4 separate regions of the Homo sapiens genome follow, and regions 1, 2 and 4 are each linked to region 3. The links are chromatin contacts, found by Hi-C or POLR2A ChIA-PET in ENCODE. All regions are on one chromosome and are shown on one strand. Each heading gives the region's core, a stretch centred on a gene start or an enhancer-like site at or near the end of the contact. The rest is flanking DNA. Distances are from core to core; before and after follow the strand shown.

Region 1 (3,507 bases), core at 730-3,229, 350 kb after region 3:
TTGAAAGGAATTCTGTTGATACTCTGTTACCCTGGATAAATATTTTTATACCTTAACACCCCTCTTCCCTCTTTCTCTTCTCCCACTCCACACCCATCAGCTGCTTGTGCTTGTAGTGCCTGTTGCTATGATTCCTACATGTTCTGCCAGAAATCCTAAGCAAAAGTGAACCTTAATCTTTGAGCACCAGAGAAAACAATGTTACATTAATGACCTATCCTTATACACAAATGAGAATTGGGAAGGGGGCATATATATGAATGCATGGATTTCCTGAAGAACTTTCACGAAGAGTTATAAGCCATCTCTTGTATCATCTTCTGTGGAACCAAACCAGCCTCCTCCAGAATTATTAATCTCTGTGAATAGATGACTAAGCTAGATGGCAACTAAGTGTTCATACTTTGTAGTTAAGTTTTCTAAATGTTTTTGAACCTGCAAATTTATCCTCTTTTCTTTTTTCTTAACATTATAGTTTTAATCTTTAGAATCAGCACTAGAAGAAGGATCATTAAGAAACTTAATGTATGTACACTTAAAGGTAAGGAAATTAAAATCAGATATAAACTGCAGGATGTTCATAACAGAGGAATTGCTTTTGTTTCTAACCCTCCTGGGTCCAGTCTCCAGCCATGAGGTATCATGACATCATCATGTGATGGTAGTCCATGATGTGAGATGGAACAGAGAAGACATTAAGGTGTTACAGTGCATCCTGGCCAACATGGTGAAACCCCATCTCTACTAAAAATACAAAAATTAGCTAGGCATGGTGGTGCACGCCTGTAATCCCAGCTACTCAGGAGACTGAGGCAGGAGAATCACTTGAGCCGGGGAAGCGGAGGCTGAAGTGAACTGAGATGGTGCCACTGCACTCCAGCCTGGGTGACAGAGCAAGACTCCATCTCAAAAATAAAATAAAATAAAAATAAAAAATAAAATTGTTACAGTGGCACAAAGGTTCTCCAGAAGGTAGAAAACTTACTGTTTTTCTTTAAAGCCTTTTTCTGCTTTGTTTTCTTCAGAACTTGACTACAATTAAGATATTTCACACACGTTATGCCTTATTTGGAGAAGTCAAGTCATGCATCCTTTTTTTTTTTTTTTTAACAAACTGCCTGCTCTCTGCACCAACAATATGGATGCTGTTTTCACATATCAAGCCAAAAAAGAAATCAATTTATAGCCTGTTATTCAAATTAGGCCATCTGTGAATTCCTCGTTGTACAGAGAGTTTTTATGGCCAGCTATTCTTAAAAGTTGACAGGTGTTCAAGAAATATGTGTTAATTTTACAAATTGAAATTTTATTTATTAAGAAATTCCATGCACTCAGAAAGAGATGTGACTTGAACAGGCTAGCTTTGTTGAAAATGAGCAATCCAAATCTTTGAGAGATACAAGGACCAACTTTCCAGGCCAAGATGCCCCTTTAAGTAATGAAACAGTAGGATTTATTTTACTACTGAACGGTTAGGGATAGCCAAAATCTTATTCTGGGCCACAAGTCTATGACCTATTTAAAAGCTGAGAGACTTTGTACATTTCTGAGGTTAAACAAAGGGGCCTATGGTTCAAAAAAACGTACAGCAACGAAGCCCAGAGGCAAGGCCTGAGTAGTCGGGAACAGGCTGCAGGAATCCAGCTCTTCCCAACTTTGCTCATCTCTGTTGCTATTTTATTTAGTGAAGTTATCCTTAGTGACTAACTCAGAATCAACAGATCTTATGCAAGTGAATTCCTATCTGGGCTAACAAGAACCAGGGAGGTGGTACAAAAGAACACTGAAATCCTAGAGAAAAGGTCTATGGAAACATCAGCGATCTTTAATTCACTTTTCTCTTCCTCTAAGAACCTGCTTTTGTATTTCCCTTTCTCTCCTTTTCTTATTACTCCCCTTCATCAGTCATTCTTTTCTGTAGTCAGTTGGGTTACCACCCAAACCCACAGTGACACCTGCTGGCCAATTTGCAATGGTGAGCCTGAATCCTGCGAGGTCTTGCTTGGCCCACAGTAAGCAAGAGTCCATTGAGGCAAACACTAAATACTACACAATTCTTTTAGAAACTTAGACAGTGAGAAAAAAATTAAGTGAGCATTGCCAGGGAAGTTCAGGAATGGAGAATTTTGCAGAGAAAGCTGCCTGAACCATTACAAATGTAAAATGTATGTATTATAGGTGTTTTTACCTCATAAAAAATAGCCAAAAATATATCCGGTGCTGTGAGACAATTGTGAAGACTTAAGAAAATAGTTATGGTAATCACTCATGGAATGTCACTTTTTACATTGGTTTTCAGTAACTACACTTATAGTCCAAAAGGTTTTATATTAGCATTAATTTATATTAAGTCCCCCCCAAAAAACGCAGGAGAATATGTTGCACAAACATTTATTTCCTTTAAATATATTGATTAGAGCTCCAACACAAAGGGTTAAAAATTTAGGTTTAAGACTTTTTTTTCTGTTATTTCCCAAGGACTTCCAATTCTTGGTCAAGTTTCTTTACTGAAGAATATTCATATTTTGTTAATCCTAAGTATTTATACATTGGTTATTTTGGCTGGGTACATTTTTGAGGATGTTTGCTTTGTTTCAAGCAAATCCGTTCCTGACTGGAAAGTACAAATTCTAGCAAAAACAAAGACAACAGAAATATTTTTTAACATTAATACATTTTCTTAAAATATTTACACTTTTCATTTGAAGGTTAAATCCTAGGAATAATTCTCCATACACATGTTCATATTTGAAACAGGAGGTTGTCCCCAAGGACTTGTAGCAACAAATGTGTATTGGACAAAAATGTTGGCCTTCTTCATCCTTACTCTGTGTTCTAAAAGCCAAAACTTCATTTTAGCATGACCTTAGAAGAATAGTGATACTTTTAGAATTTCCTGGTATTTGGTGGAAGGAATGTTTTTATTTGACTGCAGATGTCACTTGGTTTACAGGAAGGATTTGGTAATGCATTCATGCCAGTACTGCACTTACCCCAGATTTCTTGCTATGTAGGAAGAACACATGTCAAAGCTCACTGTTTGTTAAATGGAAAAGATTCAGTACACCAGAAGCTTCTATTATAAACATTGTGACTTTGTGCAATTTACAAAATGTTCTATCTCCATTAAACAATAAACCCTTGACCCCAGAGCTCAGTTTTGGGATTCTGCGATTTGAGAAGGTAGACATAATGGATGGCAATAATAAATGAAAAGTTCAAGAGGTTAAGAAAAACTGTTTAATTATTTCTGTACAGCGTGGGCTGCAGAAAGCTTGCATGTCTGCCTTCTTCCTCATAGAAACACTGCATGGAAGAGATCCACCAGGGCAGCCCAGGCAGGGCATAAAAGCAGGTTGCGGTCCCTCAGCTGTGTTTATGAACAAATGATTTCTAGATACCCTTCCATCTCTGAATCTTTGCAGTTCCTGCCAGGGGAGATCCAGTGCCAGTCCCAGCGCTCAGCATCTGTTTTCCAAAGAGCTTGGATTTGTTAGCATGAGAAAT
Region 2 (3,393 bases), core at 241-2,740, 280 kb before region 3:
GATTTAAAATAAGGTCAAAGGCTGGGATAGTGTTTGCATGCATGTTTGTATGTATGCATATGTAGTCCAAAAGAAAAATTCTAATTCATGATTATAATTTGAACATTTAGTCTTTCCCTAGAAGCTTCTGAAAGATCAAAAGAGGTCAGATGTACAGAACAGACTTCTTAAAATGTAATGGGATGAATGTTGTGATGCTTTTTGTACTTTGAGGCTGGCAGGTAACAGCAGGGACCAGTATTAGAAAAAAAGAACAAGAGATTTATTTTCTCCAAATTTTCCACCCCTGTTCCTATGGTAGCTGATGCTACCACCCTGTGGAATTGCATTTTTATGACCTCCTGGTGCTACCATTGCTGGATGAGTTGGAGATGGATGGGGGCTATCTTGTGTATCTGAACACTTATCCTGGCTCAGTTTTAATACCCCACATGGCACTCAAAGTTATAGTTCTTGAAGAAAATTTCTATGTTTTGAATGGTAATAGAGAAAAGCTATCTATCCCCTTAATTTGCTATCTTCAATTTTCATTCCTTCATGAGAGATGTAATAAGTCTGGGAATTTCCCTCTTTGCTAGGTGGGGATGTGATTACCCAACTGTTGGCAGGGTGCTTGGGATTATCCAGATGGAAATGCTATTTAAGGGCTAGGTATTAGGGTTTTGCCTTTTAAAAATTAAAATATCCCCAAATGAGCTTTATTTGTGTTTCCTTTAAAGTCCTTGTTACAGGAAGTTGCCAGGGGAGGAAATGTAGCTCAGAGGTTTCTGGGACCAGCCATGGCTCTTGGGATGGATCAGAGGCAGAGTCACCAGTCAGGGGCTTGGCCAACAGAGCTGCTATGTACCTTTTCCCATTTTTAGCCCTCCATTTGGTTCCCAGAACTAAAAGACCCTTTCTATCTGTCACATGGGAGACTCTCTGACCTTAGGAAATCGAGATGTCATGCCCTGTGGGATGTGGCTGCCTACGTGCCTTGATGAGCTGGGTGAAGCCCTCATGCAATTAGTCTTACTAGGCAGCTTTCAAGTGCTTTATAAGTTACATTTCATCTATGTGTTTTTAAAAAGGGGTCTTTTAAAAAGGGACATCATTCTTGTCACTTTCCATTCTTTAAATTTCAGCTCTTGGGTTTGTCTCAGTGAGAAGCAGATTCCCATCTTTTTTTGCGGGGGAGGAGTTCGAGAGCTCACCCTACTCCAGGGTTACAGCAGATTTGCTGTTGTTGCTGTTGCTGCTTTCTTTTCAAAGTACCATAGGTCACATGATGACTTCCAGGCCCAAATGGGGAGATGATGTGGATAAAAGTATTTAGCAAGAGATCAAAAACTGGGCTGCACTTCTAAATGGCTTGCCTTTTAGAAAAAAACACATTAGCCTTTCACCCAGATGTTGTTGTGGGTAACTGTCAATACGGTGCACAGGTGGCACAGTTGTCTTGCCATTTACTGCCTGATGCCTCGGCAACTGCTGCCAGCCCTTCAGAAATAGGAAATGACTAATGATGTGGTGGAAATTATGAACCAGGATTAATAAAACTTGAAAAGGAACAGTCTTTCAGTGTTTGATCCTCCTTAGAGGAAGTTAAATCTGAATCCTAGATTGTTTTCCCTGAGGTGTTCTTCTGACTTTTTCTGATTACTCGGCTGTAGTGGGGGTCTATGCTACAGCTAGGAACAGTGAACCAGATGGTGCAGGAAGCAAAGTGCTGCTCCCATCCCTGAAGGTACAGACACATGTCCTGTTCTGCAGCCCATCTGTGAAGAATCCAGTTAAAGGAGCCACAAGCACAGAACAAATATTTAACTTCTAAAAGTTGAGATTTAGCATGAAGAACATTCTGGAAAGATTTCATTCACTGTCTGAGTGATTTCTATGCTTCCTCATTAAGGACAATTGTTGGGGTCTCAATAGATTTCAGGGAGTTGACATTTTTCTTTTTAATTTTGGAATCAAAATTTATTTTCCTTAAGGCCCATGCCAAGCATTCTTTCACAATTCTGTGGGCCTGTCCTCTAGCCCTCTTTCTTGTTCCTCTCACATTCTCAGGCTCCTCTTTTCCTCTTGGGAAAATGCTATGTAGCCAAAGGGATAAATGCACATTTGTTTTATAGATGAAGAAGGCAGTATAAGGTATAATGGGAAAAAAAAGCCAGACTCTGAATAAGGAGACTTCAGTTCTAGGCCCTTTTCAATAGTGTAATCTCTGGGAAACCCCTCCAAGCTCTGTGAGTCCAAAGGTATCACTTCTATGATGATGGGTCTTAACTGGGTATCTGCTAAGTTCTCTTCCTGCTCATTATAGCACATGTGTGTGGTGTATGTGATATTTTCTCTGAGGTAGTCTCAATTCCCTTGTCTTAAAGTATTGTGGTCTGCCCAGGAACCTGTCCGGTCAGTTCCTGATGAGGAGCATCATGGGCAGGTAGGGAGCAGTCGTGAAACATGACCAGTTACTGCAGCAGAGTATTGACACTTAGGTGATTCGTGTTGTTATAAGGCTTAATATTGCTGCAGATTAGCCGGTTAAGAAAAAGCCAGGAAGTATTTCTAAGGCCTCTAAAGTCAAAGTATCTCCTGAATTTGCTCATTAAGATCAACTAGGCCACAAAAGAATCAAACTAAACTGTTCATCTAAAGTTTTTGGTGAATTAAAGCAACTCTGTATTTCAAGCTAGTTCAGAATTGCCAGAGCATCTCTATGTGTCTGGGCATGTGTGGTGAGCCTGAGCACATGTGTATGAGAAAATATGTCTGTGTGTGTGCTTGGGTGAGAAATAAAAGAGACAGTAAAGCAGGTGGCTGGTTTACACAAATTTACGCAAGAAGTTGGAACTAAGAAATGAAGTCTGAAAGACACTACATAGCATATGATCTTGCTCTGTTCATTCAGTGTATCCTTCCGACCTGCTTAAGGCTTTATAAAATCCTTACTGCAAGTAACAATAGCTAACATTTATTGAGTACTTACTATATGCCAGGCAATCTTATCATGAGGTACTTAAACCTTTCTGTGTTTCTGTTTTCAATCTATAAAATAGGGATAATCATAAAATCTACTTCCTAGGATTGTTGTAAGGATCAAATGGGTTGGTATGAGTAAAAAACTTAGGGTTGTGAACAAAGATGAACTGAGTTGAAGTAGGAAAATCTCAGACACAGCCTGGCATGTGCTATGTGCTCAGTAGGTAGTAGTTATTATTATCATCCCCATTTTATGCCAAGGACAGTAGAAACTTATAGAAGTTCAGTATCATCCCTCAACTTCACAGCTGGAAGTAGTTAAATTCTGGAGCCCAACTCTGGAGTCTGAACCCTCTCCCTTCCTGTTTTGGACCTTCATCAGGATTACTGCCCCTTATAACTGAGCTTCACCAAGCTAATGCTAGTAGG
Region 3 (3,630 bases), core at 943-3,442:
GATTTTTTGGCTTTTCTCTTGGTCATCCTTTTATTTTTTGGAAGCAAAGATAAGGTGAGGTTCATCTCTGGCCCCACACACTCAGTGTTGCTTTGTTTTTCCCTAGGTTTCGGGATGTAAAAGTGTGGAAAACTTATTTCCCACGCAGAACCCTTGGTCCAGTTTAGGCCTTCTCAGGCATTCTTTTGGCAATGCTCTCTGAACTCTGTAGCCCCTGAATTAAATCTTAAAAATAGTTCCAGCCACAACTTCCACAGAGCTCAAGCAACTAGATTTGTAGCACCAGCAGACGAAGGAGCAACCTCTTGCCTTCTCTCTCTACTTTTGAAACTTTAATGACCCCCACTGTTGGGGGCAGGGAACTTTTGTTTATAGTGAAGCACCACTTTCAGTTATACTCATGATTATGTGACTCTCAGTGTTTGCTATGTCCTCACTCTTGGCCAACACAAATATGTTATCACATTCGACCTTCCTTAGCATAAGAATAACTTTGGAAGGCCACAAGATTTTCTAATAAACAAATAATGAAGGAAATGAGAGCACCTGCAAAAGGAAGGAAAATCTCCAACTGCAGATTAGGAGATAAGACATAACAAAGCCATCCATTCCTGGGATGTAGTGGTCCCTTCCAAGAATGCAGAATGCTGTGGCCACTTGTGTGGAATGCCTGCCCTGGAATGCTGGTTCCAAAACAAGCAATCTGCACCAGCCAGCATTGTCTCAACCACCATCACTGAATGGACCCCCGGGCATTCACTAAGTGAGTCTCTGTCTGACCCCCACCCAGGAGGGAGAGGAGGAACTGACTTCAGGTACCATTAGACTTGAAATTAACCCAGTGTGGGTAACAACTGACAATTAGCCAGTTCCAACCCTTCTCCCTTCCTGCTCTCTTCTCCCAACTAAATCTAAGCAGTTCTTGACGGCAATAACTTCGCTTTTTAAAGGCCTGTTTATGAAGCCAGGACTTGGAGTTGGGAGGAGAGAGGGTCCTCCCTAGCTTCTGTTAGCCTCAGTTTCATCTTCTGAAAATAATCCACTTAGACTAGAGGATCTCCAAAGTCCCTGTAGCTTTGGTCTACTTTTTTTAAAACACAGCATTAATTCTGTTTCCCTATTTCCAAAGATGCTCAAACTTCTTTAGAAAGCCCATTTTACCATCTTTAGTTTGTATGTTCTTCTTTTACTCCTTGCAGGAATAGCAGGCTCTGGATTCAGACTACATGGGATGAAATTCTTGCATCACGAATTACTACCTATGAGATCTTAAGCCAGTTTCTTAAACTTTCTAAGCTTCAGTTTCCTCATCTGAAGAGAAAAGGAACAGCAATAATGGTTATGTATATTTCCCAGGCTTGCTGTGAAAATTACAGGAGAAAATCCATATGCAACACCTTGTGTTCTTTCCTTTTCTTCTTCCCCTTCCCTCCTCCTCTTTTTCTCTTCTCCTTCCTCCCCAACCTTCCTTGCCTCCTCTCTACTCTGCCCACCACCTCCCTTTCCCACCACTTTCCTCACTTCTTTCTCTTTCTCTCATACTCTGTTGTACAGCTTGGGTACAACAGACTCTAGAAGAGGTCAGTAGCCAGATCTTGGGTAGGAATATTTTCCCTTCCACTTCCTCTACCTCCCACCATGGCCTGTGAGACAAGCCCAGAGGCCCCATGTACACAATACAAGTACACTTTGCCAGGTTCCCCAGGTAGCAGAAGAGGACCCCAAATGAATGGAGCTGCATGGAACAGGTGAGATGCATTCTGCTTGCACTGTCTTTCAGAAAGGATACAAGGACATTCTGGGGTGAAGCAATGCCCACATTTTAATTTAGGAAGTTCCTATAAACCTTCACATTCTCAGATTCATTAGGTTCTTAGAATGGTCTCCCTTTTGGAGCTACGACCACCACCATTACTGAGGGAAAGATGGGGTGGTGGGGAGGAAGAAATTGGAGACAAAATGGGAGAGGAAGGAAAAAAAAGTTAGTATAAGTAGGTGGTTGGCATATTTTGAGCTGGTTTGTTAAGAAGGTTGTAGTTGAGTTTTAGAAAAGGGGGTTACTTTTTTTTTTTAAACACACACACACACACACACACACACACACACCACCTATTATATCCTGAAACACTGATGCTAAGAGCTGTAAAAGTAGAACTCCACCTACAGAAGAGGGAAGCACATGACCAGGATCTCAGATAGGGATGGCAATTAGCCTGCACCCCAAGCACCTGCTCCTACCAAATGGTAGTGATTGCTTAGGATACTGAATTGAGAAAAATTTGGAGGCACACCTAGAATCAGGGGAGAAAAGTGCTACAATTTCTTATCAATGTCATCGACAAGGAGTGATGGGTCTATATGGAGCATATATTTGCCAGTTCCAGATTCAGATACACCATGATGACATCCCTTTCTCAAGCAGGAAGCAAAATCACCTAAGACTGCTCCAAGTTTAATGGGGCATGCCAAAAGAGGAGGAAGATAGGAGAATTCATTTCTTGGGATGTGATGGGGGATGAAATAGGGAAGCCAGGGTGGAGAAAACAGGACTGCTGAAGTGAACAGGGGAGGAAAAAGAAATTGTTGCCTAAGGGGGTATAAAATATCCACGAACATTAACTGTTTATGAGATGAAGTCATATGAAACAGTATTTTCACAAAAGTCTCTCCTTGCACCTGTTAATGTTTAACCTCTGCTGGGGTGAAGTCCAGCTGGACATATCTGCTGAGTGTAAATGGTTTTCTGGGTTTCCCATATGCTGTTTCTGTCTTAAGCTATTGATATTTGAAAGAAAAGAAAAAAAAAACCAACTTAACCCAAGTGTATGGAAGAAGCCGTGCTGTCTTTAATTCCCTTGATGAAAAGTTCTGTCTTTTAGATAAATTTGACTGTAACAAAGGCTCTAAAAGCTCTCCCTTGCCCTGAAGATTGTTGCTTACAGAGATGATAAATTAAATCTAAGGAATAATGCAAAATTTGATCATAGCCACTCATCACAAACTCAAATTTGAATTGTCCCTATGTCTTCCTGGCACTTTAGTTCTTTGGTATAAATTAGAATGTGTTCGCAAAGGTTTTCGTTTTTGAAAAAAATAATATGTTTTTTTAATGACAGCCAATACTTTCTTTTCTTTTTTTTTAAATTATTATTATACTTTAAGTTCTAGGGTACATGTGCACAATGTGCAGGTTTGTTACGTATATATACATGTGCCATGTTGGTGTGCTGCACCCGTTAACTCATCATTTACATTACGTATATCTCCTAATGCTGTCCCTCCCCCCTCCCCCCACCGCACAACAGGCCCTGGTGTGTGATGTTCCCCACCCTGTGTCCATGTGTTCTCACTGTTCAATTCCCACCTATGAGTGAGAACATGCGGTGTTTGGTTTTCTGTCCTTGTGACAGTTTGCTCAGAATGATGGTTTCTAGCTTCATCCATGTCCCTACAAAGGACATGAACTCATCCTTTTTATGGCTGCATAGTATTCCATGGTGTATATGTGCCACATTTTCTTAATCCAGTCTATCATTGATGGACATTTGGGTTGGTTCCAAGTCTTTGCTATTGTGAATAGTGCCACAATAAACATACGTGTGCATGTGTCTTTATAGCAGCATGATTTAT
Region 4 (3,504 bases), core at 853-3,352, 270 kb after region 3:
CTTTCATAGACAATTTAAACAAAATGGAAACCCTGCACTAGAATTTGGCTTACAGCATCTAATGGATGAAATATCGTGTTACACAAATGACCAGACCTGCTGGATAAACAAGATACATTCAGAGTTGCATTCTTTCCCAGAATCTTTGGAGCATGGATTCACAATTCTATTTCTAGCCTATTTTTAAAATATCAAAGAGAAGGACCAGATGTCACAATGAATTAATATCCTGGACTTACAAATCTGGAGACATAGGTTCAAATTCTCCCCAGTTGAAAGTAAATACGAGTTTTCTGGCTTCTTGGAGCTCCCTAGTGAATATTTCATTCACCCCCAAATTTGACAGTTTGACAGGATGATCCCAGCATCTTCTTTTCTATCATGACCTGAGGGCTGAAAGCTCAGATGAAGTGAGGCAGGTGCCATAACTGAGCCGAAGGAAAATCCAGCCTCATCTCCCACTCCCCTCACCACACAGACCTCTAGGGATTCCTCTCTCCTATTCAACATTTCCCCATCAAGAGGCACTGAGTTACACAGCTGTTGCTTAAGAGAGACAGGAAATAAAGGAGGAGGAGCTCTGGCCCTTTGACTGACTTAGTGATGGAGAGTCAAAGGCCATCAAAGTGCAGCTGCACAGTCCATTGGCATGGCCATGGTACTGTTGCAGTCCATCCAAGTGGATCCCATGAAGGCTCTCCCTTGATGGATTTCCCCTTAGCGACACTCACTTTTATTCTCTACTTGAGTCAGTTTCTGACACCCGTCACAGAGACTGTGGCAATGTTATTAACATATTTATGCTTGATGGCCTTTTCTTCTAGGAAGTCTTCCTGCTAAGCTGGGGTTACGTACCCTGTTGTCATGCTCTCCTGGCACCTTTCTTCCCATCCCAGCACTGCTTTTACTTCCTGCAATAGCCATACCTATCTGCTTCCCTCTGGGGCCCTAGACTCCATGAGAGCAGAGAATGCACCTACCCACTTCACTTCACTATTTAAAGATCTCAGTAAGTTCTTCTAGATCATCCTAGAAATCACTGGAGACACCTCTGGGAAAAGAAGAGTGGTGTGGGAGAGGCAAACTTTGTGTAGGAGAGGCCCCCCTGATGGGGGATGAAAAGGGAAATGCCCCAGCCTCACAGCCAGCTGGGCACCTCACTCAAGTGAATTTCCCTAGAAACCCCAGTGGGTCCTCATGTGGAAAGTGTGGCTGGTGTGATGATAGAAAATGGCAAATGATCTTTCCCTCAAAAAGGCAAAGGAAAGGGAGGTAGCACGTTAAGCATCAATGCCAAGATGTAACCCACAATAATTACAGTTCAAGAAAACCTGAACTTGGAAAATTTTGATTAAAAAAAACCCTACATGTACAATCTTACTTCATATCTGTTTTTCTTTCTAGTTACGTTGGATTTTCAATTTAAAGTACATTTAAATGGACATTTTAAAAGGCAGAAGGAGCAAATTCACACAACTCCCCCAGCAGCTTGCCCATGGGATTCATCATGGGGAGAAAGCCTGGCTGATCCTGGGCTTTCTGAAGAGGTGGGCTGTCCACTTGTCACCCCATATGAAGATGCTCTGCTTTTATGTGAGTTCAGCTCTATCAAACTATGAGCATATGTTTCAAAAAAAAAAAACTATGTCTTTTAAGGCATAGTAAAGACAGCTGAAACATTCTTTCTCTCCCTCCAGAAACCTAGGAATGAATTCCTCACCACTAAGGCAGAGTCCAGGAGAGAAAAGGCAACCAGCCAGAGAGGAAAAGGGAATCCAGAGAGAGCCGATCAAGTCAGGCCAAGTTAATAACAGACCTGCAAAGACCAGCCTCCAAGACTCTAACCTGCAGCCATGGGGAAATCCCAAAGAACCTGTCTCTTTAATTTTTTTTTCCCTGAAAAATATTATCTGGAGCTCTTCCTCTAAGTCTCTCGGCACCCTGATATTTGGGATAATTGCACCCACTGCTCTTAAGCTTGGGTGCTAAAATCCCCTCCTGGAGTTGAGTTTTTAAAGGGAGCAGATTTAAAGCTGTCAGCAGTAGAGGAGAGAAGGCCAAATTGCTCTCATGCTTGAGCCTGTGGCCCAATTTGTTTGTAATTGGATTGGTATGCAGGGAAGATAGAGCTGTCTGGGGGAAATGCTACATGATTCCCTTTAGTAGAGGATACTACTGATGCTGCTCATAGCCCAGCGCCAGATCCCAACTAATGAGGGAGGGCAGTGAGACCCTAAACGCAGAGGAGAAGGGCCAATTCCATGTATTCACCAGGTAAAAGGACAGCAGGGGATGCCCTTCACCAAATTTAACCCAGAAATCAGAGCATACATTGCAAGGTTTGTGTGCAAAGTTAGGGAATGTGGGCCAAGGAGGAAGCTTGGATGACAGAAGGGAGGAGAAGATGAAGCTGGACAGGATTCCAAGAGTCTAATAGCAGCCCTTTACCAGGAGAACTTTTTTTTTAATAAAATGAAATTGCTGCAACTTCCATTGCCTTCTCAGTTGAGTCTACATGGCCCAATTGTCAGCCAATAATATAAATTCCATCTGCAGGCCATCGCCAGCTGCAGAGCCTGAAAAATGTAGGCTTGGGGAGAAAGAGATTTAGTTCTACTCTCGGTTTTGCTACATACCATTTATGAAACTTTGGCAAGATACTTAACCCAATTGAAGCTCAGTCTTCTGGTCTGTAAAATGAAAATAATAACTCCTATGAGAATGCTGACTTAAAGGGATCTTGAAAGTCTGAAGAGCCATATTGGGTAAAATTCATGGTCAATCAGCATTATCCCCCCCCACCTTTATATATGTTCCCCTTTATCTCAGGCACCAGAAGCCTGGGAACTACATATCCCAGATTTGCTTTCCACCAAGGTTCTGAATTTGACTTACATTTGACAATGAAATTCATTTGTGAGATATCTGTAAGGGGAAAGAGAGCAAGAGATGCCTCTTCCTCTGTCAATGGTGGTGGTGGTGACTTGAGTATGAGCTCCCACAGATGTGACCAACATAGTAGCTGGCTGGTCACCTCTAGGCACCAGCTTCAAGGCTGTGGGCCAGTTATTATTTCCTGACCTCAGGTGGCAACCTGTGTGACATAACCTGAAAGCTAAGAGTAATCCACCTTACTTTCTTGGTTCTAGTCTTTTCCACAGCATAGTACTTTCTTGGTTCTAGTCTTTTCTGCAATGTAGTAAGCACTCATATTTGCTTTCTATTCCTATTTGTTTCAGGCAATGGAAGGCAATGGAAGTTGCAGCAATTTCATTTTACTAAAAAAATTTATATAGCAAATTATCACAAACTTAGCACCTTAAAACAACACTTATCACACACTTCCGTAGAGCAGGTGAGCTCAACTTGGTTCTCTACTCTGGGTTCTCACAGGGCTGAAATCAAGGGGTCAGTCAGATTGAGCTCTTATCTGGAGGCGCTGGAAAGAATCTACATCCAAGTTCATTCATGTGGTTGGAAGAATTTACTTCCTCCTGCTTTTAG

What was found. A loop is a pair of places that touch in the nucleus more often than their neighbours do. ChIA-PET counts read pairs that join two places held with the same protein, here RNA polymerase II (POLR2A). Pooled maps may share reads with other maps.
Region 1: a map of endothelial cell of umbilical vein shows a loop between it and region 3 (7-fold over the local background). The contact joins two enhancer-like sites. A Hi-C loop is called at or near these places in 3 of 168 maps with a recorded cell type or tissue (IMR-90, endothelial cell of umbilical vein and heart left ventricle), 13 of 37 single-sample maps with no recorded cell type and 5 of 50 pooled maps. POLR2A ChIA-PET finds 5 or more read pairs at or near these places in 1 of 52 experiments (activated T-cell).
Region 2: a pooled map shows a loop between it and region 3 (5-fold over the local background). The contact joins two enhancer-like sites. A Hi-C loop is called at or near these places in 1 of 168 maps with a recorded cell type or tissue (endothelial cell of umbilical vein), 1 of 37 single-sample maps with no recorded cell type and 6 of 50 pooled maps. POLR2A ChIA-PET finds 5 or more read pairs at or near these places in 1 of 52 experiments (HepG2).
Region 4: a loop to region 3 is called in a map with no recorded cell type, with 5 times the contacts of the local background. The contact joins two enhancer-like sites. A Hi-C loop is called at or near these places in 18 of 37 single-sample maps with no recorded cell type and 5 of 50 pooled maps. POLR2A ChIA-PET finds 5 or more read pairs at or near these places in 2 of 52 experiments (GM12878 and HepG2).

What each region holds. Positions count from the first base shown.
Region 1 is chr14:53,538,128-53,541,634 of GRCh38, reverse strand. All of the region lies in intron 2 of LOC105370504 (a long non-coding RNA gene), which reads right to left. Among named protein-coding and RNA genes, the nearest start is that of LINC02331, 310 kb to the left of the region's middle. Within about 2 kb of position 1,979, at least 3 of the 41 ENCODE cell types and tissues checked have a DNase peak (open chromatin) inside an H3K27ac peak, as active enhancers do.
Region 2 is chr14:54,167,713-54,171,105 of GRCh38, reverse strand. The region is part of intron 4 of LOC105370507 (a long non-coding RNA gene); the gene reads left to right. Among named protein-coding and RNA genes, the nearest start is that of BMP4, 210 kb to the right of the region's middle. Within about 2 kb of position 1,490, at least 5 of the 41 ENCODE cell types and tissues checked have a DNase peak (open chromatin) inside an H3K27ac peak, as active enhancers do; they include endothelial cell of umbilical vein, where a contact is called at or near this core.
Region 3 is chr14:53,887,758-53,891,387 of GRCh38, reverse strand. The region is part of intron 2 of LOC107984676 (a long non-coding RNA gene); the gene reads left to right. Among named protein-coding and RNA genes, the nearest start is that of LINC02331, 39 kb to the right of the region's middle. Within about 2 kb of position 2,192, at least 5 of the 41 ENCODE cell types and tissues checked have a DNase peak (open chromatin) inside an H3K27ac peak, as active enhancers do; they include endothelial cell of umbilical vein, where a contact is called at or near this core.
Region 4 is chr14:53,618,754-53,622,257 of GRCh38, reverse strand. All of the region lies in intron 2 of LOC105370504 (a long non-coding RNA gene), which reads right to left. Among named protein-coding and RNA genes, the nearest start is that of LINC02331, 230 kb to the left of the region's middle. RefSeq lists a silencer at 565-634. Within about 2 kb of position 2,102, at least 2 of the 41 ENCODE cell types and tissues checked have a DNase peak (open chromatin) inside an H3K27ac peak, as active enhancers do.